Regions from separate parts of the Homo sapiens genome. Here region 1 is linked to region 2. A link is an interaction called in ENCODE POLR2A ChIA-PET data of the cell type or tissue named here. Cell type or tissue: Panc1. All regions are shown on one strand. Each heading gives the region's core, and the rest is flanking DNA. Links, peaks and the distances in the headings are about the cores only.

What was found. Peaks named below come from ENCODE experiments on the same cell type or tissue, not always from the same donor. Only the 100,000 strongest peaks of a DNase experiment are listed, where the experiment ranks them.
Region 1: POLR2A ChIA-PET joins it to region 2 with 12 read pairs; 5 of 35 experiments call an interaction of 5 or more read pairs at or near these places.

What each region holds. Positions count from the first base shown.
Region 1 is chr12:68,506,327-68,522,254 of GRCh38, reverse strand. No RefSeq gene overlaps it. Among named protein-coding and RNA genes, the nearest start is that of LINC02384, 63 kb to the right of the region's middle. RefSeq lists a silencer at 13,280-13,480. In Panc1, for the core only: no CTCF peak of the experiment used is centred there; no DNase peak of the experiment used is centred there; H3K27ac peaks cover 6,140 bases.
Region 2 is chr12:68,585,396-68,601,323 of GRCh38, reverse strand. No RefSeq gene overlaps it. Among named protein-coding and RNA genes, the nearest start is that of RAP1B, 18 kb to the left of the region's middle. RefSeq lists enhancers at 9,046-9,255, 13,417-13,466. In Panc1, for the core only: no CTCF peak of the experiment used is centred there; no DNase peak of the experiment used is centred there; H3K27ac peaks cover 3,397 bases.

The sequences.
Region 1 (15,928 bases), core at 4,199-12,198, 80 kb after region 2:
AGGAAGTGAGGATATCGAAATGGTCCCTATGAAGACAAGGGACATTACTCACTAACGGGTAGCATATCTATCAGCCTTGAAAATAATTAGAGATACTAAAATCATAACTGCATAAGCATATGGAGAGCTGTGCAGTTTAAAACACAAGTGCATATTTGTATATTTCATCAGAGTTTATAATGGCTTTCACATGTTTTTTCCTCATAGAATCCTCACAACAACCCAGGCAAAGTGGACAGTGTAATTTTATCCCTGTTGTGCAGATGAAGACACTATCGGTCAAAATGATTAAATGATTTAAGTAAGGTCACACATTCAGTTAGTAGAAATTCTCATATATAACATCTTTTAGATCATATCAGTTTATTAAAAAATGATTCATTCAGTAGCTATAGGGGCAAATCAATACACTGTGATATTTTATACTCCTGTTAACAGTGTATGAGAGTCAGAATTTCTTAGCACACTAAAAGCAAGGCAGTTCTATGAAGGCCTCCTTCACAAGCGATTGCCACGTCATCTGTGCTAATTTCCTGAAAACTTTGTTAATGGTCATTCATTAACAATCATTCCCATTTTATCTGAGGCTTTTCATTTCTGGCTTATCTTCATTATAATTTACATGTTTCCTTTAAAAATGTTTTCTAAAGCACAGCAAACCAGTAAACGTGCTAATAAAAACTAAAGCCGAGATTTAATTTCTTAGATAAAATTGAAACAGGCTGACAAACTCAGACTTGTGGGAAGATTGGAGAGACGGTTGCCTGGGAAATATTTAATGAGTCATTGTTTTTAAAACCTCCAGAGCCAGGAAGAAGGGGCTGATCAGCTGGGATGGGCTATCATATTCCTATTTCATATATTTCTAGAAACAGCACAGTTTTGTGCATGTGTTCAATGGTCCAAAATTAATAACTTCTGGTAAAATTGAGAGATGAGCTACGTTAGGTAAATTTGGTCCCCCTGACCTAGTCATAAACATTTATAAATAGGATGAAAAGTCTTCCTTTAGCCATTTCTTATACATATATGTTTATCTGTGCATATGCCTGTCTCCCTCACTGGCTAGTAGAGTTCTTTGAGCTAGAGAATGAGGGTTTTCATCTTTGTTTTACAGCTAGGACTTGAGAGAAATACCTGTAATGTAATAATGCAGATGAATACTTGATGCCTGGCTGGAAAAAGGACTTTTTGAGTATAATAGCGATGGAAGAATTCCCAAAGGAAATTATTGAAATATTTGAATTTATAAAAATAAAAAATATCTCTGCACTGCCCCCTTCCTCCATATAAGTCTAAGCCCATAAACCAACTTAAATGACAAAGCGAATAGGGGAAAATATATCCAGTAAACTTGACAGCAAGAGATTGAATACCTTTATTATGTAAAGAATTCATAAATATCAAGAAGAAAAATATAAAGAACCCAATAGTTAAATGGGCAAAGGACATAAATACATAATTCACCAAAGAGAAATAGAAGTGACTAATAAATATAAAAATGCCCACTTTTACTTTTAATCAAAGAAATGCAAAACAAAACAAATACTATTTCTGATCACTAGATGAAAAAAATTTTCTTTAAAAAAAATTGTAGTGAACCTGACAAAGGCAGAGTGAATAAGAATGTATTTTGATACAAACTTTCTGGAAAGCAATTTGGGAATATTTATCCAAAGCTTTAAATATATTAATATTCTTTGACAAAAGAGTTCCACTTTTATTGAATTAATTTATTTATTAAGATGGAGACTCATTATGTTGCCCAGGCTGGAGTGCAGTGGCTATTCATAGGCGTAATCAACAGCGCATTGAAGCCTCCAACTCCTGGGCTCCAGCAATCCTCCCACCTCAGCCTTCCAAGTAACTGGGACTATAGGCACAGGCCACCACCCTTGGCAAGAGTCCCACTTTTAGAAATTTATCCTAAGGAAACAATATGAAATGTGAGTAAAGGCAGTCTACACGATGTTATTTATTTGAACAAATACTAGAAAAATTTAAAAATCCAATTGTAAGGGATGATTAAATAAATTTTGGTGTAGCCAGAAAATAGGCTCTTTATACATCCTTTAAAGTTATGCTAATGGAATTAAAAATATATAACATGGCAAAATACTTATGGTATAATTTGAAATTAAAAAGTACTTTTAAAATAGACATTTATACATAGTTGTATATACGCATAGAAAAGTTACTAGAAATAAATATATCAATATTTAGCAAGAACTATTTCTACACAGTGGAATTGCAAGTAATTTCTTCATACTTACATGTGTTTTTTGAGCTTTTTACTAAGATAATGTACTACAGATCTGGGCATGGTGGCTCACGCATGTAATCCCAGCACTTTGGGAGGCTGAGGCAGGTGGATCACCTGAGGTCAGGAGTTTGAGACCAGCCTGGCTAACATAGTGAAACCCCGTGTCTACTAAAAATACAAAAAAAATTAGCCCAGCATGGTGGCAGGCACCTGTAATCCCAGCTACAGGGGAGGCTGAGGCATGAGAATCACTTGAACCTGGGAGGCAGAGGTTGCAGTGAGCCAGGATTGTGCCATTGCACTCCAGCCTGGGTGACAGAGTGAGACTCGATCTGAAAAAAAAAAAAAAAAAAAAAAAAAAAGGCATCGCTCCTGATAATGTACTACAAATCAAACTTGAAGTTATGTACATATTTCAAAGAATGTGTAGTATGTACATAACTTAAAGAAACCTGGTTGTTAAAATTAGCAAGGAATAGGTAACAGGTAGAAGGAGTTTCTTTTTAAGATGAGAGACATTTGAAAGCTGCATGCAGTGGGAAAGAGTGGAGAGGGGGAGGTTGAAGATATAGGAAGAGGCTCTCATTGAGGGCTGAGGTCCTGGGATACAGAATTGAGTGAGACCTGGGTGGGACCCCTCTTCCAGTGAGGCCTGAAGGAGGAAGGTGCAGACCAGTTAGGCAGCGGGGATGAGAAAGCAGAGATTCTCACCTGATGACTGCTATTTTTTTCTGAAGAAAAGAGGTAAGATTCTTTGCTGGGAGTCTGAGCAGATGCTTGAGAAAAGTGTGAAGCTTTGAAATAGCCACTGAGCAGAAAAGAAGGCACTCTTGTGCCATTTTCCCTTCAAAACCTATTCCTTCTTTTCATTCCTGTAATCAATGATTGGCACTGATGATTCAAGATAGAATCTGGAAATCATTCTCTGCATTCCTATCGATCAATAAGTTTCTAGTAATTCAACCCCCTCAGCATCGTCTCTTGAATCAGCCTTCTCTCTTTTTCATCTTCTTGCCTGTATTGCTGCAATAATTTCCTAATGGCCTGTCTAGGTTCATTTGTTTCTTCCTACTCTCAATCTTTGTATTACATTGTTGGCAGGCCCATCTTCCAAAAATCCAATTAAGGACTTTGTTATGACCCTTTAAAAAAATACTCCAATTGCCTTTAGGATGAAATCCAAATTCCTCTGCAGGATATACAAGACACTTCTTCTTTGTTGTTTCATTGTTTTGTTTTTTATTTACCTATAAAGTTAATTTTTAAAATTTGAATTTATAGCTTGGCATGGTGTCTCCTGCTTATAATCACAGCAACTTGAGGCCGAAGTGAGGATCTTTTGAGTTCAAGGCCAGTTTAAGCAACCTAGTGAGAGCCCATGCCTAAAAAATAAATAAATAAAATAAAATAAAAAGTCAAAAAAATTTTTTTGAACTTACACAATGTTTAGCAATAAAGCACAAGTTTTAACCTACTTTATATGTTGAGGATCTGCAACAGATTTTGTTTGAAAAAGGACTCCAGTGCTTTTTAAATTTTAATTTGGCTGGGTGTGGAGGCTCACACCTGTAATCCCAGCACTTTGGGAGGCTGAAGTGGGCGGATCTCTTCGGCCCAGGAGTTCAAGACCAGCCTGGGCAACATGACAAAATTCTACCTCTACAAAAAATACCAAAAAAAAAAAAAAAAATAGCCAGGCATAGTGGTGCACGCCTGTAGTCCCATCTATTTGGGGGGCTGAAGTGGGAAGATTGCTTGATTCTGGGAGGTGGAAGTTGCAGTGAGCTGAGATTGCATCACTGCACTCCAGTACAAGGCACTTCTTGATTTGTTTCTTATAATTTTCAACTTTTCATTGAGAGATGAGCTGGAACAAATCTGCACGTAAAGGACGTAGCGACAGTGGTGTGCTGGAGCCAACTCATTACCAGCTCATGAGAGCCATCCACTCCATCCATCCATCCATCCATCCATCCATCCATCCATCCATCCATTTTTCCTTTCTTCTTTCCTTCCATTCATCTACCCTTCCATTTACAAATGCCTACAATATGCTGACAAATGTATAGGCTAGGTGCTAGGGAAATAATACAAAGAAGTCTAGTTGTGGTGTCTGTGCAAGAGAAACTTAAAGGTCTGGTGAGGGAAATAGACTTAAATAAGTGTGAAAAATGTTACAGCCATCAAAATATGTACAGGGTACAGTGAATACAAAAAGGAATGAATGTTAGGTCTCTAAGGTGAGGGTTGGGCAGGGAGACGGAGTCAAGGCAAGTTTCCTAGAAACTAAGATGACTTTCGGGTTTCTGATAACTAGGTATGTTAGTTACAGAAAGCTACAGAAGCAACCTTCCCTACCCCCACCAAAAGGTGGCAAATTCCCACTCTCCTATCATTTTGGGTTACACTTGTACTGAAAAAGATGCATTTGGGGAAACATATCAGAATCTTTCAGCCTCTACATTTTTGCACGCACCATTTTCTCTGCCAGAAACATCCCCTATTCACTTCTTCACTTGGCTAATACTTAATATAAAGGCAAATGTGAAAGCATTTATGTATCAGCTGATGTGCTAAATTCTTTACATTCATTATTTCGTTTAATCCTCATAATAATCCTGTGAAGGAGGGATCTCTTTGCAGATGAGAAAACTGAAGTTCAGAAAGGTAAGTAACTTGCTCAAGGTTATCCCAACTAGTAAACTGGAAGGGCTGGATTTTGAACCCAAGCAATGAGACTCAAGAACCCATGTGTTTAATCATGACAACAAAGTGCCTTGTCAAGATTCAGTTCAACTGTCTCATCTTCCAGAAAGTCTTTTCTGTTGCCCTTTTTTAATGGGTGCATCTCCTTATTCCCAAAAATCACATGCATGCAAATTCATCACGGCACTCGCCATACCCTACTAGAAGCATTTGTTGCTCCTTTTCTGTTCATTAGCTGCTTCCCTTTCTTTCCCAGACTATGAGCTCCTTGAGGACAGGAAGAATTCCATACGTCTGTTTCCTCAATTCAGAACACAGTACCCAGTTTTCCATAGGATCTTGATCAATGTTTGTTGAATAAATGGAGGCATGAAAAAACATGGCATATTATTTATGGGAAATTAGATGGGGTTAGAAAATAGTGTATGGGCTAAACCTGCAGAGGTAGAGTGGGGTCGGATAATGAAGATTGTTATATACTAGTTTAGGAATTTGCAAGCAGCAGTCACAAGATCCTTTAAAAATACTTCTACATCCATGGATATTATACTTTTCAATTCTGTAAGTCTGTAATGTGGGTCATTAACCATGTGTGTGCTGGTACCCGTTTAACAACCCCCTACTGAAGTCCTGATTTGTAGTGTTTTTTATTTCCATGGTGTACGTGTTTTTATCATGGCAAACTTCAAGTTGCCAATGTGATGTTATTGAATGTGGAAATAAGAAGGGATGCGCAGTAGCATGCCATTATATTTTCACCCCACAGTTAAAATAGACACAAATGGCCTCAGGAGCACACATAATAGTGAAATGTAGTGAAATAATTAAGACATGATGACTTCTGAGTGTTTATTACTTTTGTTTTTAATATAAATCTTTAATTGTTTATATAATTTAATTTTTAATAATGTCCAGGTTTAACAGCTATCTTACAAAATTCCTTAAATTTTTATTGACGCATAATAATTGTACATATTTACGGGATACATGTGATATTTGATACATGCATACTGTGTGTAATAATCAAATCAGAGTGATGGGATATCCATCACCTCAAACATTTATCATTTATTTGGGTGGAAAACATTTCAAATATTTTCTTCTAGTTATTTAGAAGTGTACAGTAAATTATAGATAACAATAATCATCTACTGTGCTATTGAACACTAGAACTTATTCCTTCTATCTAACTGTATTTTTGTACCTATTGGCCAGCCTGTCTTCATCCCCCTTTCTTCTCCCTTCCCAGCCTCTGGTAACCATCATTCTATCTCTACCTTCATGACATCACCTTTTTTAGTTCCCACATATGAGTGAGAAGTTGAGATATTTGTCTTTCTGTGCCTGGCTTATTTAATGTTCATCGGGCTCATCCTTGTTGGTGTAAATGATACGATTTCCTTCTTTTTATGACTAAATAATATTTTACATTTTCTTTATCCATTCATCCATTGAAGGACACTTAGATTGATTTCATATCTTGGCTATTGTGAATAGTGCTTTGATAAACATGGGGGTGCAAATATCTCACTGATATTTTGATTTTCTTTCCTTTGGATATATAACTAGCAGTGGGATTGCTGGATCATATGTTAGTTCTATTTTTAATTTTTTTTGAGGAAATTCCATGCTGTTTTTCATAATGGCTATACTTATTTAAAATTCCTTAAATTTTAACAATTGGCTCTCATGAGCTGGTAATGAATTGGCTCCAGCACACCACTGTCGCTACTTCCTTTACGTGCAGATTTGTTCCAGCTCAGCTCCTGGGACCAAACTTATTCCTAAGCAGGTGACTATAAAAAGCTCTGGGTCAGTGGGTTCTCAAGGTAGCATTAGCTCTCTTATTATCTGCTCTAATCTTTGTGTTCCAGTTCCTCAGTACTCATGTTTCTGCCTTGTTTTGCAGAACATTCCCTGCAGATATAACCATCTTTGCAAAGACTGCTTTTTATCCTTAATACTAGTTTCCCTCTGACTCCTTTTTTTGAGGCAAGGTTGATCAAGTTGTGTAAGTTCTGACCTGCACAGGGGTCATTATTCATATATGGACTGTTTGCTTAGACTATCACATGTTACATTGCTTTCTATTGTTTACCTACCTCACCACTGCTTGAATACTCACCCTGGCATTTGGACTTTCTTTGACTCCAGTACATGGATGGCTCTTCCATCCTGCTTATCCTCTTAGTTTTGGATCTACCTTTGGAATCAAGATTCTGTATTATTTTTGCTTCAGTGACTGACATCTGGCCTTTGTCCGTGATCTGATTGCAAGGCTGCCTGGCTTCCTGGCTTTGGCCCAGCCAACCACAACTCAAATCCAAATGCTGATAAACAGCAACATGAGAAAATGAGCTGATTTAAGCAGATATTACAATTTTAACGTTATCAATATCTGCCAGTAGTTACAAAGACCATAGTCGTCTTACTTCTAAACAATTCCTGAAGATTCAAGACTGCTGAGAGTTTTGAAGAGTGTCTAGGTTAAAATAATGGAGCAAATGAATTAAATAAATGGTAGTTTTCTCCTGTCAGTTCAAAGAAGGCTCATAGAAGACTGAGTGAATATGTGGATCTTTAATGGATTGAGTTTCTCCTTTCTATAGCCCCATAGCAAGGACATATGGGCTAAATCTATGCTAAGCAATGTACGTTTTTGAAATAAAACACACAATTCTTATACATAGTCTGTTTATTTGCTATTTGAACCTAACAAACTCAAGAAGGAAGACTTGGCATTTCTCTTAATGTTCAATAGTTTTATTATTATTATTATTATTATTATACTTTAAGTTCTATGGTACATGTGCACAACGTACAGGTTTGTTACATTGGTATACATGTGCCATGTTGGTTTGCTGCACTCATCAACTCGTCATTTATGTTAGGTATTTGTCCTAATGCTCTCCCTCCCCCGGCCCCTGGCCCCCGACCCCCCGACAGGCCCCGTGTGTGATGTTTCCTGCCCTGTGTCCATGTGTTCTTGTTGTTCAACTCCTACCTATGAGTGAGAACATGCGGTGTTTGATTTTCTGTCCTTGTGATAGTTTGCTTAGAATGATGGTTTCCAGCTTCCTCTATGTCCCTGCAAAGGACATGAATTCATCCTTTTTTATGACTGCATAGTATTCCATGGTGTATATGCGTCACATTTTCTTAATCTAGTCTATCATTGATGGACATTTGGATAATAGTTTTTTTTTTTTTTTTGGCAAATAAATGTGGTTTATTTTTATTTAACATTTCTACACTGATTTATCAGAGATAAAAATTAATTTTGCACAGTAATCTACTTTCTTGCTAACTTTATTTTCTTTTTTAATAATCTAGATAGGATTTCTCAAGTACATAACATTGAAACATTTTTATTTTCTTTTTTTATTATACTTTAAGTTTTAGGGTACATGTGTACAATATGCAGGTTTGTTGCATATGTATACATGTGCCATGCTGGTGTGCTGCACCCATTAACTCGTCATTTAAACATTAGGTATCTCTCCTAATGCTATCCCTCCCCGCTTCCCCCACCCCACAACAGGCCCTGATGTGTCATGTTCCCCTTCCAACTTACAAGGGATGTGAAGGACCTCTTCAAGGAGAACTACAAACCACTGCTCAAGGAAATAAAAGAGGATACAAACAAATGGAAGAACATTCCATGCTCATGGGTAGGAAGAATCAATATCGTGAAAATGGCCATACTGCCCAAGGTAATTTACAGATTCAATGCCATCCCCATAAAGCTACCAATGACTTTCCTCACAGAATTGGAAAAAACTACTTTAAAGTTCATATGGAACCAAAAAAGAGCCCGCATCGCCAAGTCAATCCTAAGCCAAAAGAACAAAGCTGGAGGCATCACACTACCTGACTTCAAACTATACTACAAGGCTACAGTAACCAAAACAGCATGGTACTGGTACCAAAACAGAGATATAGATCAATGGAACAGAACAGAGCCCTCAGAAATAACGCCGCATATCTACAACTATCTGATCTTTGACAAACCTGAGAAAAACAAGCAATGGGGAAAGGATCCCCTATTTAATAAATGGTGCTGGGAAAACTGGCTAGCCATATGTAGAAAGCTGAAACTGGATCCCTTCCTTACACCTTATACAAAAATCAATTCAAGATGGATTAAAGATTTAAACGTTAGACCTAAAACCATAAAAACCCTAGAAGAAAACCTAGGCATTACCATTCAGGACATAGGCATGGGCAAGGACTTCATGTCCAAAACACCAAAAGCAATGGCGATAATAGTTATTAACATTGAGTATTAGTCCATTTTCACACTGCTATAAAGAAATCACTGAGACTGGGTAATTTATAAAAGAAAGAGTTTTATTTGACTCACAATTCACACGGCTGGCGAGGCCTCAGGAAACTTATAATCATGGCGGAAGAGGAAGCAGGCACCTTCTTCACAAGGCAGCAGGATAGAGAAGAGCAGGGGAAATCACCACTTATAAAACCATCAGATCTTGTGAGAACTCACTCACTATCACGAGAACAGCATGGGGGAAACTGCCCCCATGATCCAATTACCTGCCTCCCTCAACACATGGGGATTACAGGTCCCTCCCTCCGTACATGAGGATTAAAATTCAATATGAGATTTGGATGGGGACACAGAGCCAAACAATTTCACATTGGTAACCTAATATTGATACAAAACTGACGTTAATACCTTTCAGCCTTGAGCATCCTTGAATGATCTAACAACCAACTTGAGAAAATCTGTAAGGGAAAATGCATTTTAAAATACTCATTTGGTTCCCTCAAGGGGAGCAGAAACCTTGAGTTGCTATTTTAGGACTCAGGCTCTTGGTTGAAGGTAGAAGTTGCCCTATGCCTCAGGCTTCACTGATGTTCTGCTCCTGCTGAAAGGTAGCTGGGGCAATTCCCAGTCCAGGAAAAGATTTCTATGCTTATTATTGAGCAGAATGAATCCTTATGAACTCAAAGACTTTTCCATACTCCAGGAGAGCTGCTGTGTTCAATGACACAGAAAAAAATCTCCCTTAGAACAAGAAGTTGGTTTTCCTAAGAACATTCTAATTCTCAGATGCTTTCCAGAGAAAGGGAGTTACCTTAAATCTTTTCCTGGACAAGGTAGGGTTCAAAACAGATATTCCAATAAATAAATAACTGACTGAAGTTAGAGAGCTCTCTGTTTCCAAAAACAGAGAAACAATGCCATGTAAGGCTGGCTTCATGGGCATGTGACCTGCGTCATTACACAGAATTCTGCACTTAGAGGACTCCACGCTGAATTTAAGATGTGGCTATTGCCATCTTGAAATTCTTTTTTTTTTTTTTTTTTGAGATGGAGTCTCACTCTGTCACCCAGGCTGGAGTGCAGTGGCGCGGTCTTGGCTCACTGCAACCTCCACCCCCTCAGGTTCAAGCGATTCTCCTGCCTCAGCCTCCTGAATAGCTTGGATTACAGGCCCACTGTAATTTTTGTACTTTTAGTAGAGACGGGGTTTCACCATGTTGACCAGGCTGGTCTTGAACTCCTGACCTCGTGATCCACCCTCCTCGGCCTACCAAAGTGCTGGGATTACAGGCGTGAGCCACCGTGCCCGGCTGAAATTCTTAATAATTTTTGAACAAGGGAGTCCTGCATTTTTGTTTTTCACTGGGCCCTGCAATTCATGTAGCAGGTCCTGATTGCAAGAGAGTTGGAAAAAGACTTCCAAAGAGGAGCATTCCCTGCAAGAATGCTCCAGGACAATACTGAAAACATGTCTTGAAGAAAAGTTGTAATTTTTATTTATGTAGCCAGGCAAGGGTAAACTGAAAACACAGCTACCACAAGTACTGCTTTATAAACATCCCACTGTAACAGTAGCTATCATTTATATTGTGCTTACCATGTGCCCAGCTCTGCGTGTGTTAACTCGTTTAATCATCATTATATCCCCCCGTTCACAGTTGAGGATATGAGGCACAGAGAGGGTAAGAAAAGCTCCAAAAGTCACACAGGTAAGTAAATGACAGGGCCTAGATTCACACCGAGGCAGTATGGCTCCAGAAGTTTTTTTAAATGTAATGTTTCTCCCTTTTACTAAGGAACAATGACATTGGTTTGCAAAAAGATATTTTGCACTGTCTCTAGTCTAGCTATTACTTTAGAATTCAGAGAAAGCTGATGAGCTAGGGCCTTTTAAAGACTTGAGTCAATGTGTCCTTGAAAGCTAATAGTGAATTGCACCATAGAACAAGCACATTCTTTCCTTTGGAACATCAGCTACGGACTATTTTATAAAGGGGAAAAGTACTAACATATTATACTTTATTGTCTCATGACTGGCATTCAATTTTGACTCAGATTTAAACTACAGTACTAAGCTTATATGCTAGAGGCAACATACTTATCTTTGGAAATTTACAGTATATTTTATTCCTTTCAGGGAATTGGGGATTTGGCTCCTACTTGCTGAATATGTTACAAGATTCTGTAAAGCCATTTTTAAATTAAAGAGACTTTCTTTGACTTTATTTTAAAAAATCTTTGTAGGCACCATAGCATATTGGTTGAAAGGATGGGCTCTAGAATCCCACAGCTGGTTTTCTGGCCCTTGTATGTGCATCTGTAACAAATATAATAAAAACAGACACCTCACATGGCTGCTATGAGATTAGGAAGGAGCTAGCACTTCCTAGAACATAGTTAACCTCAGGCTATATGAATAATGGTTTTATTTATGGACACTGGTATAGAATAGTGCGGTAGATGGATCTTGGGGAGATAACTTATGAGTCTCAGTTTCTTCAGTGTAAGTTAATAACACCTATCTCACAGAGGGTTATAAGGATTAAATAAGATACTGTATAAGAAATGTGTACTTAGCACAGGGCTGGAATATGGTAAGTTCTTATTAAAATGTAACTACTATTATTCTATTTGAACTTTCTTTAATGTAGGTCTAGGTAATTCCACAGTGAAATTTGGAGCTCAGCATAAAACCATTTTCATCTTTTTCTTCTTCTAGGCCATACTCTGTTAGAAGAATGAGGTAAATATTGGTCTTTATTGTACAGTGATACTTTTATGTATTAATTATGCATTTAAAAATAAACTTTGGAAAGACAAATTGATCTCTTTCCAATGGTCCTTTTATAAAAAGCTATTAAAAATAAGGCATAAAAGAAATCACATTCATTCATTATTAATACCTTATAGCAGTGATTACATCAGCTCAGTCTGCCCATCGATCTGCCTCAGAGCCCTTGCCTCAACTGGAGCTCAAAGAGCAGACAACAGCACAGAGGAGGCAAAGAGCAAATCTTCTCCCGGGTCCTCCAGATCTTGCTCTCTCAGTAAGGCCCTTCTTCTCCTGCACCTGCAGCTCTCCTCCTCCATTGATTTCTTTCCCTTGGCCCATCAATGTGCTTGAGTCTTTTTCTACTTTATGCACAAGAAATAAGACAAGCTATATTCCCCTCAAACTTGCTGTTCCCTTGAAGTGCCGTTTTATCTTTCCCTTTTCTTTGACTGCTAAACTTCTGCTAAAAGTGGTCTTCACATCCTTAACATCTCCCGCTTTTTACCTGCTCCTTTCACCCCTGTGGCTTTCCAGAAACTGTTATTTTGAAAGCATTAAGAACCTCCTAATCATCGAGGCATTTAATTTTTAGACTTCATTCTTCTTGATCTGTCTGAAACACGTGACCTGTTGAAATCTTGACAGTCTCTTACCTTCAGAAACATTGTACTTTTCTTAACATTTGTGCCTTGGTTTGCTCATAGAAAATGTAATGATGTCAGCTTTGCAGAATGTTGTAAGAATAAAACAAAGTGATATCATTCACATATTTAGCAATCAGCAAAATTAGCATCACTTTCCCCCGCCCAGACTGTAAGCCTTACACTTAGCAGATGACTTTTATATCTGTATTTTTGTTTTGGCCTTTCTCTACAGGTTCGTTCTTCCTTTTTAACAGACGGCTGCACAACTATTTCTACTTGTAATAATAAAATCATGGATGGTTAGGGCTGGAAGCATTCTTAGAGAGATCACTCTCAATTTACAGTGAAGGAAATGGTGGTGTGGAGAGTAAATTGATTTGAGCCAAGGCTGCTTGGTCAGTAAGGAAGGCTTCAGTTTCAAACAATAGGAATCCCAATGCAATTGGCTTAAGTGTATGATCTTCCACAACAAGAAGTACAAGACTATGGTATACTAGGGTTGGTTAATGTAGCAGTTTAATGACAACATCAAGGGCTCAGGTTGCTTTCCTGGGCTGCCACCGTCAGCACATTGGTCTTTCTACAGGCCAGCTCCTGGAGGTTAGATGGCCTCAGCAGTTCCTGGTGTCTCAGCCAGACCTGACAATGAAAGGAGAGGCCATCTCTTCCTGTATGGCTCCTTTTATGAGTGAGTGTACACTACTCTGCAGCACACAGCCGACTTTCCTTCATGCCTCATTGGCCAGATTTGTGACATGCTCTGAGAGTGGGACATGTGATTGACTCAGACTGATTAGAATTCACCCTTGGAGTCTGAGTCTCATCTCCTCTGAAGCATATGGCACTACCAACTTAGGTGGATGCAGAAGCTAAATCTGGATTCTTAGATTAGAAAAGAGGAAGGTGCAGTGAGAAATGGGTGTTGGGTAGGCTTCGACAGTGTCTGCCACTGTCTCACAGTGAGTTTGTGGCAGTGTCACAACTAGAACCCACTACCCAACCTTCTTTCAATAATCGTTATCACCTCTGAACACTTGAACCAGACTCACCATGACTAGCATCTGACTGATTACCCTTCTACCCAGACTTGTCCAATATCATATTCTCCTATGTACTAACCATTTTCTCCTAAAGGTGTGTGATATGGTTTGACTGTGTCTCCTCCCAAATCTCATCTTGAATTGTAGCTCCTATAATCCCCACATATCTGGGAGGAACCTGGTGGGAGGTAATTGAATCATGGAGACAGGTTTTCCCATGCTGTTCTTGTGGGAGTGAATAAGTCTAATGATATCTGATGGTTTTATAAAGAGCAGTTCCCCTGCACATGCTCTCTTGCTGACTGCCGTGTAAGATGTGCTTTTGTGTCTCCATCACCTTCCACCATGATTGTGAGGCCTCCCCAGCCAGGTAGAACTGTGAGTGCATTAAACCCCCCTTTTAAAAAAATATTAATTATCCAGTCTTGTGTATTTCTTCATAGCAGTATGAAAAGGGACTAATACAGTATGCTACAATTTTCTTCAAAATGTATTCGTCTTTGACGCCTACCTTGTTTGTTCTCTACAATGATTCACTCTCCAAATCTTATTTAATCCCTTGATTAAAAATCTCACACATTCATCATTTTCTTTCCATTATTGCTGTTATCTCTAGGCCACATCTTTATTATATATGAATTAGATTATTATAATAGTCACATAACTGATTTTCCTGATGCAACTTTCTAACTCTCATTTATCCTTCAAATCACTGGTATATTCATTTTCCTAAAACATTCATCTCACCTTTGTGAAAACTTTGGTAGGGGGGTGCCAAGTGAAACTAAGCTGTAATAATTTTTAAAAATTAGGATAAAGTATGAATTCAAAGTCGTCAGTTCCTTTTTTTTTCTAGTGTTAGAACTTATTTATTTATTTATTTGAAACAAAGTCTCACTCTGTCACCCAAGCTGGAGTGCAGTGGCGCGATCTCGGCTCACTGCAACCTCTGCCTCCAAGGTTCAAGTGATTCTCCTGCCTCAGCCTCCGGAGTAGCTGGGATTACAGGCAACTGCCACCATGCCTGGCTAATTGTTTTGCATTTTTAGTAGAGACAGGGTTGCTATGTTGGCCAGACTGGTCTTGAATTCCTGACCTCAGGTGATCTTCCCACCCTGGCCTCCCAAAGTGCTGGGATTACAGACTTGAGCCGCTGTGCCAGGCCTCTAGCACTGGAATTTACAAATTTCCTTGGAGTAGATACCCTTTTACCTGAGAAGAATTGCTCGAAGGTCTCTTTCAGGTAGAAGTGATGTCCAAAGTTACCATTGTTCAGGGGAAGGTATGTAACAGAACTTTTGTCTTATATTGACAAATACTGTCCTTCTGGGAGACTGTAAAACAACAACCACAGCGATAATGACAACAAGAACAATAACCCTCCATGGGTATATTTGCATAAGGTCTAAGGAGCCTTCTGGGAAGTAGTGGGTAAAACACTGACACTTGCCTTTTGAAGTTTAAAATTATTACTATAATATCAATAGATTAAGATGGATCCAACTGAGATCATTTAACAAAAGATATCAGGTGCTTTTGAGGAGAAACTCACCACAAGAGAAAAGAGAATTTGGAGTGGTAACCCAAGTCATACCCCTAAGGGCATTAGAATGGGAGTGAGGAGGCCTGGCTTCACAATGGGTTTGGTACAGCAAGTAAGCATCCGCAACTAATGCTATCTGCCCTTAAGAGAAGAAACTTTGGAAAAATGCTGTGTGTGTATATAGACATGTGTAGGTGTGATATGGTTTGGCTGTGTCTCCACCCAAATCTCATCTTGAATTGTAGCTCCCATAATTCCCACGTGTTGTGGGAGGGACCTGGTGGGGAATAATTGAATCGTGGGAACGGTTTCCTCCATACTGTTCTTGTGGTAGTGAATAAGTCTCATGAGATCTTATGATTTTATAAGGGGAAAGCCCTTTTCTTGGCTCTCATTTTCTCTCTTTGCCACCACCATGTAAGACATCCCTTTGCTCTTCCTTCATCTTCTGCCATGATTGTGAGGCCTCCCCAGCCATGTGGAACTATGAGTCAATTAAACCCCTTTCTTTATAACTTACCCAGTCTTGGGTATGTCTATTGGCAGCATGAAAACGGACTAATACAAGCTGTGTATAGACTAGGGACCAAACTCATGGGAGGGGTAATTTAAGAGCCCAGTACAGAAGTTTCTTAGGATTTCCATAGCTGTCTAATACTGAGGGGGAACAA
Region 2 (15,928 bases), core at 3,256-11,255:
GATCACTCGGTCAGGAGATCGAGACCATCCTGGCTAACATGGTGAAACCCCATCTCTACTAAAAATACAAAAAATCAGCAGGGCATGGTGGCGGGTGCCCGTAGTCCCGGCTACTTGGGAGGCTGAGGCAGGAGAATGGCGTGAACCCGGGAGGCGGAGCTTGCAGTGAGCAGAGATTGTGTCACTGCACTCCAGCCTGGGCGACAGTGCGAGACTCTATCTCAAAAAAAATAAATAAATAAAAATAAATAAATAAATACATACATACATACATAAAAATGATTCCTTAACACAATCTAATATCCAGGTCATATTTAAAATTTCCTGATTGTACCAAAGATAACTTTTTACTGCTTGTTTGTTTAATTCATAGTCCAAACAAATCCAAACATTACATTTAATTGTTGTGTCTCTTAAATATCTCTTATTTATTTTATTTTATTTTTTTAGAGTCGAGGTCTTGCTCTGTAGCCCAAGGCTGGAGGGCAGTGGACAGTCACAGCTCACCGCAGCCTCAAACTCCTAGCCTTAAGCAATTCTCCTGCCTCAACCTCCCAAAGTTCTGGGATTACAGGTGTGAGCCACTGAGCTCAGCCCTTAAATCTCTTTTAGTCTCTAACAGTCTCTCCTCCTTTTGTTGAGTGAATGGCCATTTGTATTTTTTTTGTGTGTGTGATGTGTCTTTCCTTATTTTTCAGCTTTTGTATAAATGACATCACTTCAGGTCAATACCTTCATAAGTACTCCGTAGCAAAAATGCTATGGCTTTTACATTACACATCTTTATCTATAATATAAATACAAGGCTGAGAAAGTAAGGACCCTCTTCTATACACACATATTTTTATTATGTGAAGAAAACATGGAAAGTGGATTGAAAATCCAGACAAGAAGTGCAGTTAATAATTAAGCAACTGCTACATAGTAGGAACTCATCTCATTTGATCCTTTCAAAAATCCTTTGAGTTGGGTATTTTTATTCCCATTTTCAGATTAGAAAACAGGTTGCTGGAGGCTAATTTAGAAATATGGGGCTGCAATGTCAGCCTGAGGCAGAAGCCCAGGTCCCCATTTCTAGGGATCTCATGGTCATTCCTTTCCATCTGGTTACAGTGCTGACTACAGCAGTGTAATGAAGAATATAATGGGGTAATGAAGGATGGTTTAAATAGGGAGAAAGCTACCAAAGGATAGTTCTGGTAGATGCTTTACCAAATCAAAAAGAAGAAAAAAGAGTCATACCCGGGTGTGTGTTGTGGGCAGACTATTTTGTCTGAAGGTGAATATATTTGAGAAAACAATTACTCAGTGGGGTTCTGATAAAAGTATAACAAAGTTTAATAGTGGCAGAGCAGCATTCTAAGGGCATGTATTTTTCAGTGCCCTGTGCTAGCTGATTCTGTCCATTTCTTTTTTCTTTTTAAAATTACATCCTGGCTGGGCACGACAATTTGGGAGGATGAGGTGGGAGTATCGCTCAAGCCCAGGAGTTTGAATGGTAACATAGTAAGTCCCACTTTCTATAAAAAATTAAATAAAAAAAATTAGGCCGGGCACGGTGGCTCACACCTGTAATCCCAGCACTTTGGGAGGCCGAGGCGGGCGGATCAACTGAGGTCGAGAGTTCAAGACCAGCCTGACCAACATGGAGAAACCCTGTCTCTACTAAAAATACAAAAATTAGCTGGGCACGGTGTCGCGCGCCTATAATCCCAGCTACTCGGGAGGCTGAGGCAGGAGAATCGCTTGAACCCGGGAGGCGGAGATTGTGGTGAGCCAAGATTGTGCCACTGCACTCCAGCCTGGGCAACAAGAGCAAAACTGCATCTCAAAAAAAAAAAAAAAAAAAAAAAAAAAAACTAGCAGGGTGCAGTGGCACACACCTATAGTCCCAGTTACCTGGGAGACTGACATGGAAGGATTGCCTGAGGCCTGAGACAGGGAGGTCAAGGCTGCAGTGAGCCATGATTATGCCTCTGGACTCCAGCCTGGGCAACAGAGCACGATTCTGTCTTAAAAAAAAAAAATTACATTCTTTTGCCTTTTTTAAGATTGACTTTAACATCACTGATGTGTTTGCACATTTCCTTCCTGCTTCATAGTAGAACTCAGAACCACAACTTTTTTTCTCTAGGATCCCTTTCCCCTTCTGTCTCTTATCTAAATTCTTCAGAGGTTGTCATGTCCTTAATGCTTGAAAAAGCATGTCAAAAACTCGTTAGCCAAGGGAGGAAAATTATGTTTAAAATATATTTGGTCTGAAAATTCTATCTGGTTCACCAGTCTGCCTCATGTACCTACATTTGCCCAAGCTGTGAACCACCCCAGCCTCTTCCGACTGTTATTCATGATACTGGCCTAAGATGACACATGAGAATCTCCCTAGATGTTCACACATTTATAAATGCTTCATAAATGGAGATGTCCACAAAAAACAAAAGGCAAAGAATAATTGGCCAATAGCAAAGAGAAGCAAGGTATTTAAAATACCTTAGTTTTTTTTTTTTTTTTTTGAGACAGAGTCTCACTCCATTGCCCAGGCTGGAGTGCAGTGGCACCATGTCGGCTCACTGCAACCTCCCTCTCCTGGGTTCAAGCAGTTGTCCTGCCTCAGCCTCCAGAGTATCTGGGATTACAGGCACCTACCACCATGCCCGGCGAATTTTTTTATATTTTTAGTAGAGACAGGTTTCACCATGCTGGCCAGGCTGGTCTCGAACTCCTGACCTCAGGTGATCCACCTGCCTCGGCCTCCCAAAGTGCTGGGATTACAGGCATCAGCCACCATGTCTGGCCTAAAATATCTTAGTTAGTGGGTATATACCCAAAACAACTGAATCCAACTGCAACAGATATTTGCCCTCCCATGCTTATAGCAGTACTATTCACTATAGTCAAAAGATGGAAACAACCCAAGTGCTGATAAAGAAATGAATGGATAAACAAAATGTGGTATGTATATAATGGAACACTGCAGATGCCAAAATCCATGGATGCTCAAGTCCCTTATATAAAATGGCATAGTATTTGCATATAACCTATGCACATCCTCTTGTATTCTTAAATCATCTCATCTAATAATACCATGTGAATGCTATGCAAATAGTTGTTATACTGTATTGTTTTAAAATTTTTTTTTAATTTCAAAAAAAACACTTTTAATCTGAGGTTAGTTGAATCTAAGGATGTGGAACTGGTGGATGTGGAGGGCCGGCTGTAGTAATTAGCCTTAAAAAGGAAGGACATTCTGACACATGCTACAACATGGATGAACCTTGAGGACATTATGCTAAGTGAAATAAGCCAGCCACAAACAGACAAATATTGTACGATTCCACTCATATGAGGTACCTAGAGTAGTAAAATTCATATAGACAGAAAGTAGAATGGTGGTCAGGGGCTGGGGTGAGGGGAGTTTGTGTTTAATGAGTGCAGAGTAAGTTTGGGAAGATTAAAAATTTCTGGAGATGAATAGTGGTGATGGTTGAAGAACAACATGAATGTATTTAATGCTGCAGAACTGTACATTTATTTTATTTTTTTGAGACTGAGTCTTGCTTTGTTACCCAGGCTGGAGTGCAGTGGCACAATCTCAGCTCACTGCAACCTCTACCTCCTGGGTTCAAGTGATTCTCATGCCTCAGCCTCCTGAGTAGCTGGGATTACAGGTGTGCACCATCGGCCCTCCTCAACCTCCCAAAGTTCTGGGATTACAGGCATGAGCCACTGTGCCCAACTGAGAACTGTACATTTAAAAATGATTCCATTGGTACATTTTATGTATATTTTGCTGCAATTTTTAAGGAATGTCTTGATTAAGAAAGAGCTTGGGCTTTTAGTCAGAAAGCCTGGGTTCAAATTCTGACTTCATAAATTATTAGCTGTGAGAACTCACACTATTTCCATATCTTAAGTTTGAGTTTCTTCACAGAAAAAAATGAGTCTAAAACTAGTATGGGCTTTATAGGCTTGTGAGGATTAAATGAAAGAATCCATTTAAAATCCTTTGCACACTGCCTTGTCCCTAGTCAGCATTCGATGAATGTTAGTTACTTTGATTTTATTATCATTTATTAATATCTAGACTCACTTTTAAAGGTTATATTGATAGATTTTCCCATGGATTTTTAGGAATTCAGTCCATACTTAGATTTCTTAATTCCATGGTTCCTGGCGGTGATTTTAGTATCTGCCAAAGGTAGCTCATCCAGAGACACTGATGAATAGTATGAAGTTCTGATGTGTTTGTGAGGTTTGATGGAAAGAACAAAGGTATTAGAATAATTATAAAAGTATTCTTTTATATTTGGGAAAGAAAATTTTCAGCTGCTTTCTCTCAACCATTGGAAAATAAATTGCAAGGAAAATAACAGTGATTTTTTAAATATTCTGAAACTTTAGATAATTTTTCAATTGTTGGGTAGTATTTGCTGTGTAATCCAATAGTTACAACTACAGGGAAATTTCCTGTAGCCTAGATCATACTTTCTGGAAAGCAGGTACTGAGTATCTGATGTCTTGTGTAATTACAGAACAATAATCATGAAGTATCTCAATTTTACACTCAGAAGTATGATCCTTTTGTGAGTAATTTTGTTGTGTGTTTGAGAAACAACAGAGAGAACTATGGAGCTGCTGCCTTTTGAAAAGGGGAAACTCAAATAATATAAGGGAGGCAGTGTGTCAAGCTTTTTACAAATGAAACCTCCAACCCTTCAAGGTTGCCATTATTATCAACACTATTTTAAAGGCAAAGAAAGAGGCTCAGAACTTGCCTGTGTGTGCAGAGAGCCAGAATTTTGAATATAGGTCGATTTGGCTTCAAAGCTCATGCTCCTTCTCTCAAAGCTATTTTGAATATAGGTTGATTTGGCTTCAAAGCCCATGCTCCTTCTCTCAAACAAGCCACTTGTTACTATCACAGGAGCTAGCTTCACTTTTGGAGCTGCTGCACGTTCTGAAATCACTTTGGAACTACTGCTGTCTCTGATGGAATGTAGTGGTGGCTCTTTCTTCTCTAGCCTGCGCTCTGCTAAGGGAAAGAAGCTGCTGCCTAGAGAAAATAAATCATAAGGGGCATAATGAGACCTCTATTGCCCAGAGATATTTCTTCTCTCTTATTTGACCCGAAATCACCACTATTAAAGCCATTCTTGGTTTACAAAACAAAAGTGCCACTGTCTTCAGAAATCCTCTGTTACAGTATACATATGTTACCTGAGAGTAAGAAGGAGAGACTGAGAGTTTCTTCTAGTTCTCTCATTAGCAGTTTAGTTTGTCAGTTAAACCAGTTGTCTCCTGAAAGGCCTAGATAGACTATCCCAGGCAAGACACACTTGACAAGTGAGTGTCACTAGTGCTCAGTGCCCTAGGGCTCAGAGAGGTCAGCAGGTCTGGCCGGAGGTCCTGAAACCTGAGCAGTGACGGGGCAGATTGTGGACCCTGAAATGATAGAGAATAAGCCTCAACTATGGCTGCTTATAGTAGTGACCGTTGGTTGGTTGCAAGCAGCAACCAACCTGACCTACCTTAAACAGAATGGGAATGTATTAGAAAAATGCAGCGGTATCTCAGGAAATGATGGAATTATTGAATGGCCAGGCCTCAGGAAGGATGGAACTAAGGAAAGTCCTGGGACTGCAGTGGCAGTTGATGGAGGCCCCAGCCTATGACCATCCAATGATCCGACTTGATTTCCAATCCCAGTGTTTCTCAAACCTCAAGTAAGAATGAGAATATGATATGTTCAGCTTAGATTATTGTTCACTCTTGGCTTACTCAGCAATGGCTGTGTTTTGGGGAGGGGCAGGGTTAGGTCCCATGGGAAGTTCACACAAAAGAAACAGGAACCTTCCTTGTGGGCAAACTAGGCAGTTTCGGAGAAGAGGGGCTGGGGTGACACTACGGGACACCCGCCACATACCTTCACAGAAACAGATCTTCTCTGGGGAGTTATTTTGTAGGGGAAATTGCTTTGGCATAGTCTAGCATAGTGGTTAAGAGTATGCATACTTTAGAGCTAGATTGCCTGAGTTCAAATACCAGCTCTGCTAATTCCTGGGCAATCTACTGAAGTATTTTGTGTATCTGTTTGCATACCTCTAGAGTAGTGATAATAATAGTACCTACTACCTGAGAGCATTAGAACTAAATGAATTATGCCGGGTGCAGTGGCCCATGCCTGTAATCCTAGTACTTTGGGAGGCGGAGGTGGTTGGATCACGAAGTAGGAGTTTGAGACCAGCCTGGCCAGCATGGTGAAACCCTGTCTCTACTAAAAATACAAAAATTAGCTGGGCATGGTGGCATGCACCTGTAATCCCAGCTACTCGGGAAGTTGAGGCAGGAAATCACTTGAACTTAGGAGGCGGAGGTTGCAGTGAGCTGAGATCGCACCACTGCACTCCAGCCTGGACAACAGAGCCTGACGCCATCTCAAAAAAAAAAAAAAAAAAAAAAAAAAGAACGAAATGAATTAATACCAGCAAAGAGTTTAAAACAGTGCCTGAAAAACAGTATGCCCTTGATAAATAGCTATTATTATCTTGGCCTATGGGGCAACATAATATTTACTGAAACCATTAAATGGGTCCACCTCACTTAAAAAATACCCAGTGAGGCTCTTTTTACAAGTAATTTTATGAAAGAGGGGAACAATCAGATAAACATTTTGTTTTGAAATGTGGATTTAGTTTAACTTAGGCATAAATATAGATGCAAGAAATAAAAAAATGAGGATATAAAACTATTAAGAAAAAACATAAAGCAAAAAAAGAAAAAGAACAAGAACAAAAAGGGTTACAACACCAAAAGCAAAATTTATAAAAGAAAAGCTGATAAATGTGAATTCATCAAAATTAAAAACCTTTGCTCTTCAAAAGGTACAATTAAGAGAATAAAAAAACAAGGCCAGGGGCTGTGGTTCATGCCTGTAATCCCAGCACTTTGGGAGGCTGAAGCAGGCAGATCACTTGTGGTGAAACCCTATCTCTATTTAAAAAAAAAAAATACAAAAATTAGCTGGATGTGGTGGTGTGGACCTGTGATACCAGCCACTCGGGAGGCTGGGGCAGGAGAATCACTTGAACCCGGGAGGCAGAGGTTGCAGTGAGCTGAGATAGCGTCATTGCACTCCAGCCTAGGCACCAGAGTGAGACTCCATCTCAACAACAGAAGGAAAAGATGGCCAGGCATGGTGGCTCACACCTGTAATCCCAGCACTTTGGAAGGCTGAGGTGGATGGGTCACTCAAGGCCAGGAATTCGAGACCAGCTTGACCAACATGGCGAAACCTTGTCTCTACCAAAAATACAAAAAATTACCCAGGTGTGGTGGTAATCCTAACTACCTAGGAGGCTGAGACACAAGAATTGCTTGAAGCTGGGAGGAAGAGGTTGCAGTGAGCCGAGATTGAGCCACTGCACTCCAGCCTGGGGGACAGAGCAAGATTCTGTCTTAAAAAAACAAAACAAACAAAAAACGAACAACAATAACAAAAAACAAAACAAGCTACAGACTAAAAGAAGATATTTGCAAATCATATATCTGATGAAACACTTGTATCAAGAGTAAAAAATACCACTTATAACTAATAAGAAGACAAATTACCCTATTAACAAAAGGGCAGAAGATTTGACAGATATTTCACACAAAAAAGCTATATGAATGGCTAATGAACATATGAAAAGATCCTCAACATCTTTGGTTTGGGAAATGCAAATTAAAAGTCATAATGAAATACCACTGTTCGACTGACTATAGCAATATAGGAGATGTGGAGAAACTGGAATGCATGTGTATGGAGGAACTGGAATGCACATTACCACAAGAATGTGAAAAGGTGCAGCCACTTTGGCAATATCTTAAAAAGTTAAACATAAATTTAGCATGTGACCCAGCAATTTATTTCCTACAGGTCTACCTGAGAAAATAAAGAAATGTATATATACTCATGCTAAGACTTGTATAAAAATGTTTATAAAAGCATTATTTAAAATAGCTAAAAGGCCGGGCACGGTGGCTCATGGCTGTAATCCCAGCACTTTGAGAGGCCGAGGCGGGCTGATCACCTGAGGTCAGGAGTTCGAGACCAGCCTGGCCAACATGGTGAAATCCTGTCTCTACTAAAAATACAAAAATTAGCCAGGCAAGGTGGCAGGCATCTGTAATCCCAGCTATTTGGGAGGCTGAGGCAGGAGAATTGCTTGAACCCAGGAGGCAGAGGTTGCATTGAGCCAAGATCGTGCCATTGCACTCCAGCCTGGGCAACAAGAGAAAACTCCGTCTTAAAAACAACAACAACAAAAAAAAAGCTGTTTATATATGTATATACACACATCTATATATATATGTATATACACACATCTATATATATACACACACATCTATATACATATGTATATATACACACACATCAGTAGTTTGTTCACACAGGTGAACTTCAAAAACAGTATGAGAAACAAAAGGAGACAGACACAAAAGACTATATCTTGCATGATTCTATTTATGTGAAATTTCTAGAAAATTTAAATCCACAGAGACAAAAAGCAGAATAGTAATTCCCTGGGGCTTAGGATGAGACTGGGAATTGACTGCAAATGTGTGCAAGAGAAATTTTGGGGGTAATAGAAATGTTTGAAAATTGGATTGTAGTGGTGGTTGCACAACTGCATAAACTTACTAAAATCACTGAGGTGTACACTTAACAGGTGAATTTTATGGTATGTAAATTATACCTCAAGAAAGCTGCTTCTGTCCTATATTTCAGTCTGACATACCAGTAAAAACTATAGCTAAAAACACTTATGAAAGAACTCTTTTAGTTCAACACTATTTGCTGAAACTTTGTTTTTGCTTCAAAATGTTTTATACCCAGTTCCACCCCATCTCCCATCTCACTTATCCATCCTAGAGTACTAACTTTATCAGGGTTGCTAAATCATGTATAGACAATGGAGTCTAACGTGATTTCATAATGAGACTTTAGGTTCCAGTGTTTACTGATATTTAAAAAAAATGCATCTGGAAAAGCCACAGGCACCCAGTGCCAACCTATGAGAGCAGCTGCGGGGGCTGAACCCTGTGGTTCAACCCCTCATCTCTACCCTGAGACTTTAGGTTGAGATTCTTTATGAACTGTGTTTGTATAGGTCTAGCTATTCCCTTTCTATTTGATACTGGGCAGATCCAAATTTTACTGAAATGTGAGAAACCATTCTCCAAGGAAAATTCACCAGTGCTGATTTCTAGAGCTGCCAGCTAATACCCAGGAATTTATTTTCTCTGTCTTCAAAGTGCCATACTACCCTAACCCTGACAGGAAGAAAACAACTTTCAGGTTGAGCGCCACATCAAAAAGGCTTCTCCTGTTACTAAAAAAAAAAATTTCATTCACTTGATAGTTACTTCCTGTGTCAAACTATCAGATGTTCCCCTTGAATGCAGCCATCTGGAGGTTTGTTGTTTGTTTTACGCCAACATGTTAACATAAGGCACGTGGAGGGAACAACATCCATTTGTTTACGTATCTAGCTATCCAGCTATGCATCTATCATCTACACATTCAACAATGGTTTCTTGAGTACCTGCTATGTACTATGAGACTTCGAAGCCTCAACTCTTGCATTCGTGCAATACACATACATGACCAAATCTCATGTCAAATTGTAATCCCAACTCTTGCATTCTTGCATATACTATACATATCCAAATTAAGGATGCAACAGTGAGTAAGAATGACATGGTTTCCACTCTCACAGAAATTAGTCTTTTTTTTAGATAATACAGGTCAGTAGTGAAGACACATTTTTCTACTTTCCAAGTTTTCTTGTGCTGGCCTTGGCTCCTCTAGTGGCTATACGGGTGACATCTCAGGTGACATGGTGATTAGTTTGCTCTCACATTGCTATAAAGGAAATACCTGAGACTGGGGAATCCATAAAGAAAAGAGGTTTAATTGGCTCATGGTTCCACAGGCTGTACAGGAAGCATGGCAGCATCTGCTTCTGGGGAAGCCTCAAGAAACTTACAATCATGGCAGAAGGCAAAGTGGGAGCAGGCATCTTACATGATAAGAGCAGCAACAAGAGAGAGAGAGAGAGAAAGAGAGGAGGTGCCCCAAACTTGTAAACAGCCAGATCTCATGAGAACTCTATCATGAGAACAGCACCAAAAGTATGGTGCTAAACCATTCAGGAAGGACCATCTCCATGGTCCAGCCACCTCCCACCAGGCTCCACCTCCAACACTGGGGATTACAATTTGACATGAGACTTGCCTGTGGATATGGATGCAGAGTCAAACCATATCATTCCACCCCTGGCCATTCCCAAATCTCATGTCCTTCTCATATTGCAAAATATAATCATGCCTTCCCAACAGTCCCCTAATTTTAACTCATTTCAGCATTAACTCAAAAGTCCAAAGTTTCATCTGAGACAAGGCAAGTCCCTTCTGCCTATGAAACTGTAAAATAAAAAACAAGTTAGTTACCTTCAAGATACAATGCAGATATAGGTATTGGGTAAATACTCCCATTCCAAAAGGGATAAATCAGTCAAAAGAAAGGGGCTACAGGCACCAGGCAAGCCCAAAACGCAACAGGGCAGTCATTAAATCTTAAAGCTCCAAAATAATCTCTTTTGACTCCATGTCTCACATGAAGAGCACAGTGGTACAAGGGGTGGGCTGCTAAAGCCTTGACAGCTATGCCCAAGGCTTTGTGCCCTACTCCTCAGTACCACTTTTCTATATTAGTCCATTTTCACGTTTTTATAAAGTAATACCTGAGCCAGTGGCTCATGCCTGTGATGCCAGTACTTTGAGAGGCCGAGGTGGGTGGATCACCCAAGGTCAGGACTTCGAGACCAGCCTGGCCAACATGGTGAAGACCCGTCTCTACTTAAAATAGAAAGTTCAGCCCCCATGGCTGCACTCACGAGTTGGCATTGGGTGCCTTGTTTTTCCAGGTGCACAGTGCAAGCTGCTGGTGGATCCACCATTCTGTGGTCTGGAGGATGGCAGTCCACTTCTCACAGCTCCGTGAGGCAGTGCCCCAATGGGAACTCTGTGTGTGAGGTCCAACACCACATTTTCCCTCCACACTTCCCTAGCAGAGGTTCTCTATGAGGGGTCCACCCCTGCAGCAAGCTTCTGCCTGGACATGCAGGCTTTTCCATACATCCTCTGGAATCTAGGCAGAGGCTCCCAAGCCTCAACTCTTGCATTCTGTATACCTGCAGGCTTAACACCATGTGGAATCCACCAAGACTTACGGCTTGCACCCTCTGAAGCAGCAGTGTGAGCTTAACCTGGTTCCCTGTTAGCCACTGTGGGAGCCGGAGCAGCCAGGATGCAGGAAGCAGTGTCCCGAGGCTGTGAGGCTGCTCAGGGCAGCAGGGCACTGGACCTGGCCCATGGAAACCATTCTTCCTTCCTAGGCCTCTGGGACTGTGATGGGAGGGGCTACAGTGAAGGTCTCTCTCGCTCTGTTACCCAGGCTGGAGTGCAGTGGCACAATCCCAGCTCACTGCAACCTCCGTCTCCCAGGTTCAAGCAATTCTCTTGCCTCAGCCTCCTAAGTAGCTTGGGACTACAGGCATGTGCCACCACACCCAGCTAATTTTTTGTATTTTTAGTAGAGACGGGGTTTCACCATGCTGGCCAGACCGGTCTCAAACTCCTGACCATGTGATCTGCCCACCTCAGCCTCCCAAAGTGCTGGGATTACAGGTGTGAGTCACTGTGCCCGGCCTTGGCTTCTTTTTACTTATGTAAATTTCTGCAGCTGGCTTGAATTCTTCCCCTGAAAATGGGCTTTTCTTTTCTACCACATGGCTCAGAGGCAAATTTTTCAAACTTTTATGCTCTGCCTTGCTTTGAAATGTAACTTTGAGTTTATGTCATTTCTTTGCTTATGCACATGAGCATAGGTTGTTAGAAGCAGCCAGGCCATATCTTGAACACTTTGCTTCTTAGGAATTTCTTCTGTCTGATACTCTAAGTCATCACTCTCAAGTTCAATGTTCCACAGATCCCTAGACGGGGGCACAATCCAACCAAGCTCTTTGCCACGGTGTAACAAAAGTGACCTTTGCCCCAGTTCCCAATAAGTTCCTCATCTCCATCTGAGAACTCATGAACTCATCAGCTTGGCCATCTCTGTTCATATCACCATCAGCATTTTGGTCACAATCATTCAACAAGTCTCTAGTAAGTTCCAAACTTTCCCTCACCTCCCTGTCTTCTTCTGAGCCCTCCACACTCTTCCAACCTCTTCCCATTACCCAGTCCCAAAGCCATTTCCACATTTTTAGTTATCTTTATAGCAATGCCCTACTCCTCAGTACCACTTTTCTGTATTAGTCCATTCTCACATTGCTATAAGGAAATCCTTGAGCTGGGCCAGGCATGGTGGCTCACGCCTGTAATCCCAGCACTTTGGGAGGCTGAGGCGGGTGGATCATGAGGTCAAGAGATCGAGACCATCCTGGTCAACATGGTGAAACCCCATCTTTACTAAAAATACAAAAATTAGCTGGACATGGTGGCATGCACCTGTAGTCCTAACTACCTGGGAGGCTGAGGCAGGAGAATCACTTGAACCCGGGAGGTGGAGGCTCCAGTGAGTTGAGATGGCACCACTGCACTCCAGCCTGGTAACAAAGTGAGGCTTTAAAAAAAAAATACTTGAGCTGGGCACAGTGGCTCATGCCTGTAATCCCAGCACTTTGAGAGGCTAAGGTGGGTGGATCACCTGAGGTCAAGAGTTCAAGACCAGCCTGGCCAACATGGCAAAACCCCGTCTCTACTAAAAATACAAAAATTAGCTGGGCATGATGGTGCATGCCTGTAATCCTAGCTACTTGGGAGGTTGAGGTAGGAGAATCACTTGAACCTGGGAGGCAGATGTTGGAGTGAGCCATGATCACACCATTGCACTCCAGCCTGGATGACAAGAGTGAAACTATGCCTAAAAAAAAAAGAAAAAAAAAAAAAGCCGGGTGTGGTGGCTCACGCCTGTAATCCCAGCACTTTGGGAGGCCAAGGTGGGTGGATCACCTGAGGTCAGGACTTCAAGACTAGCCTGGCCAACATGGTAAAACCCCATCTCTACTAAAAATACAAAAATTAGCTGGGTGTGGTGGCAGGCACCTGTAATCCTAGCTACTTGGGAGACTGAGGCAGGAGAATCACTTGAACCTGGGAGGGGTAGGTTGCAGTGAGCTGAGATTGCGCCACTGCATTCCAGCCTGGGGGACAAGAGTGAGACTCCGTCTCAAAAAAAAAAAAAAAAAAGAAAAAAAAAAGAAATACCTGAGACTGGTTAATTTGTAATGAAAAGAGGTTTAATTGGCTCATGGTCCCACAGGCTATACAGGAAGCAATGAAGCATCTCCTTCTGGGGAGGCCTCAAGAAACTTACAATCATGGTGCCAGAGGGCAAAGTGGGAGCAGGCATCTTACATGGCAGGTGCAGGACCAAGAGCGAGAGAGGGGAGGTGCCACACACTTTTAAACAGCCAGATCTCACGAGAACTCTATCATGAGAACAGCACCAAAGGGATGGTGCTAACCATTCAAGAAGGACCATCTCAGTGATCCAATCACCTCCCACCAGGCTCCATCTCCAACACTGGGGATTAAAATTTGACATGAAATGTGGGCAGGGACACAGATCCAAACTATAGCACATGGTGACTGTGGTAGCTCTGACAGTGGAGGCAGGGAGCTCCCCTGTGCTGGTAATGTGGTTTTAATACACTGACAGTGGTTACTTAGTCAAGCTCTAGAGAACAGTCTTGGAAGCAGCTTCCTCTTTAACGACAAGGACAAAATTCTCAGCAGTGGCCACAAGAACATTGGCAATAGTAGCTGTTCTGCCATTTTCAGTGGTCTCTCCAGCACCACTGCAAACTAAATAGAAAACAAATGCAAATTTTATGTCTTTTTATGAAAATGTAGCTCCTGGTCTTGCTTGGAAACACATCAGTTCTGTAAAATAGAGCACTTTTTTATACCCTAATTTTCTCAAGAAATGATGTCATTTGTTTCTCAAATATTTAATATTTCTGTAACTACATGGTAAATCAAGATTGCTTTTCAATTCTTTGTGGTTTTTTTTTTGTTTGTTTGTTTTTTTTTTTTTTTTTTTTTTTTTTTTTTGAGACGGAGTCTCACTGTTTCCCAGGCTGGAGTGCAGTGGTGTGATCTCGGCTCACTGCAAGCTCCGCCTTCTGGTTCACGCCATTCTCCTGCCTCATCCTCCCGAGTAGCTGGGACTACAGGCGCCCCCCACCACGCCCAGCTAATTTTTTGTATTTTTTAGTAGAGACGGGGTTTCACCGTGTTAGCCAGGATGGTCTCAATCTCCTGACCTTGTGATCCACCCGCCTCCGCCTCCCAAAGTGCTGGGATTACAGGCATGAGCCACTGCACCCAGCTGCTTTTCAATTCTTCTGGTATTTTCAGCTTGGTGGTATGTAGTAGCTAGGTGATGACATTAGATAACATTGTTTTTAGAAAGGGAAATTTAAAATAATGTGTCTAGTTGGGACTCTACAGAGAAAAGAAGACAGTAAGTAATTAGCCAATTTATAACTAGGAACAAAAGATATAGCTCCAACCTTTACTTTTGAACAAAACAATGAAATAATATAAAAATAGAACAGTACTTTTTAGGTAATATAAGTGAGTTGAAACCTCGGCCAGGCATGGTGGCTCACTCCTGTAATCCCAGCACTTTGGGAGGCCGAGGTGGGTGGATCACCTGAGGTCAGGAGTTCGAGACCAGCCTGACCAACATGATGCAACCCCATCTCTACTGAAAATAAAAAAAAATTAGCTTGGCGTGGTGGTGCATGCCTGTAATCCCAGCTACTCAGGAGGCTGAGGCAGGAGAATCGTTTGAACCCGGGAGGCAGAGGTTGCAGTGAGCCAAGACCTCACCATTGCACTCTAGCCTGGGCAATAAGAGCAAAAGACTCCATCTCAAAAAACAGCAACAATGAAAAACCCTCATAAGAACATTGTATACGCTGTATAGCGTTTTTGGCCTTAACTATCTCTGCACATGGTAGAGTTTAAAGCTTCTTAAATTACACAATTTGCAGAATGCCACATAGTCTGACTTCCTTTACTGCATCGGTCATAGGGGACTGCTATGGTAGATCCTTTTCTTCTGCCTGTCTGGGAGATTCCTACCATTGCAAGCACTTCCTATGAGGTCAGAAATGACAAATGTATAGCAGACATGTCTATGCCCAGAGGACCACCACTCATCCATTCCAGCACTCTTTTTTTTTTCTTTTGAGACAGAGTTTCGCTCTTGTCATCCATGCTGGAGTACAGTGGCGTGACCTCTGCTCACTGCAACCTCCGCCTCCCAGGTTTAAGCAATTCTCCTGCCTCAGCCTCCCAAGTAGCTGGGATTACAGGCACCTGCCACCATGCCAGCTAATTTTTGTATTTTTAGTAAGGATGGGATTTCACCATGTTGGCCAGGCTGGTCTGGAACTCCTGACGTCAGGTGATCCAGCCGCCTCAGCCACCCAAAGTGCTGGGATTACAGGCATGGGCCACGGCTCCTGGCCCCAGCAATCTTTACCACTGAGCCCATGCATGGCCTCAGAATCCTTATCAGCTCACCATTCTAGGGCCCACTACCAATCGGTTGGAATTAACAGGAGATGAACTGTATTTGGTATTTTTGGATTAGGGAATTAAAACAGGGGCATTAGCTCTAAAGCCTATAGGGAAGTGAGGCTGTAATCCCAGCACTTAGGGAGGCTAAGGTGGGAGGATTGCTAGAGCCTGGGAGTTCAAAACCAGCCTGGGCAAGAGAGAGAACCCATTTCTACAAAAAATAAAAATTTAGCCAGGCATGTTGATGTGTCCTTGTAGTCCCAGCCAGTTGGAAGGCTGAGGCCAT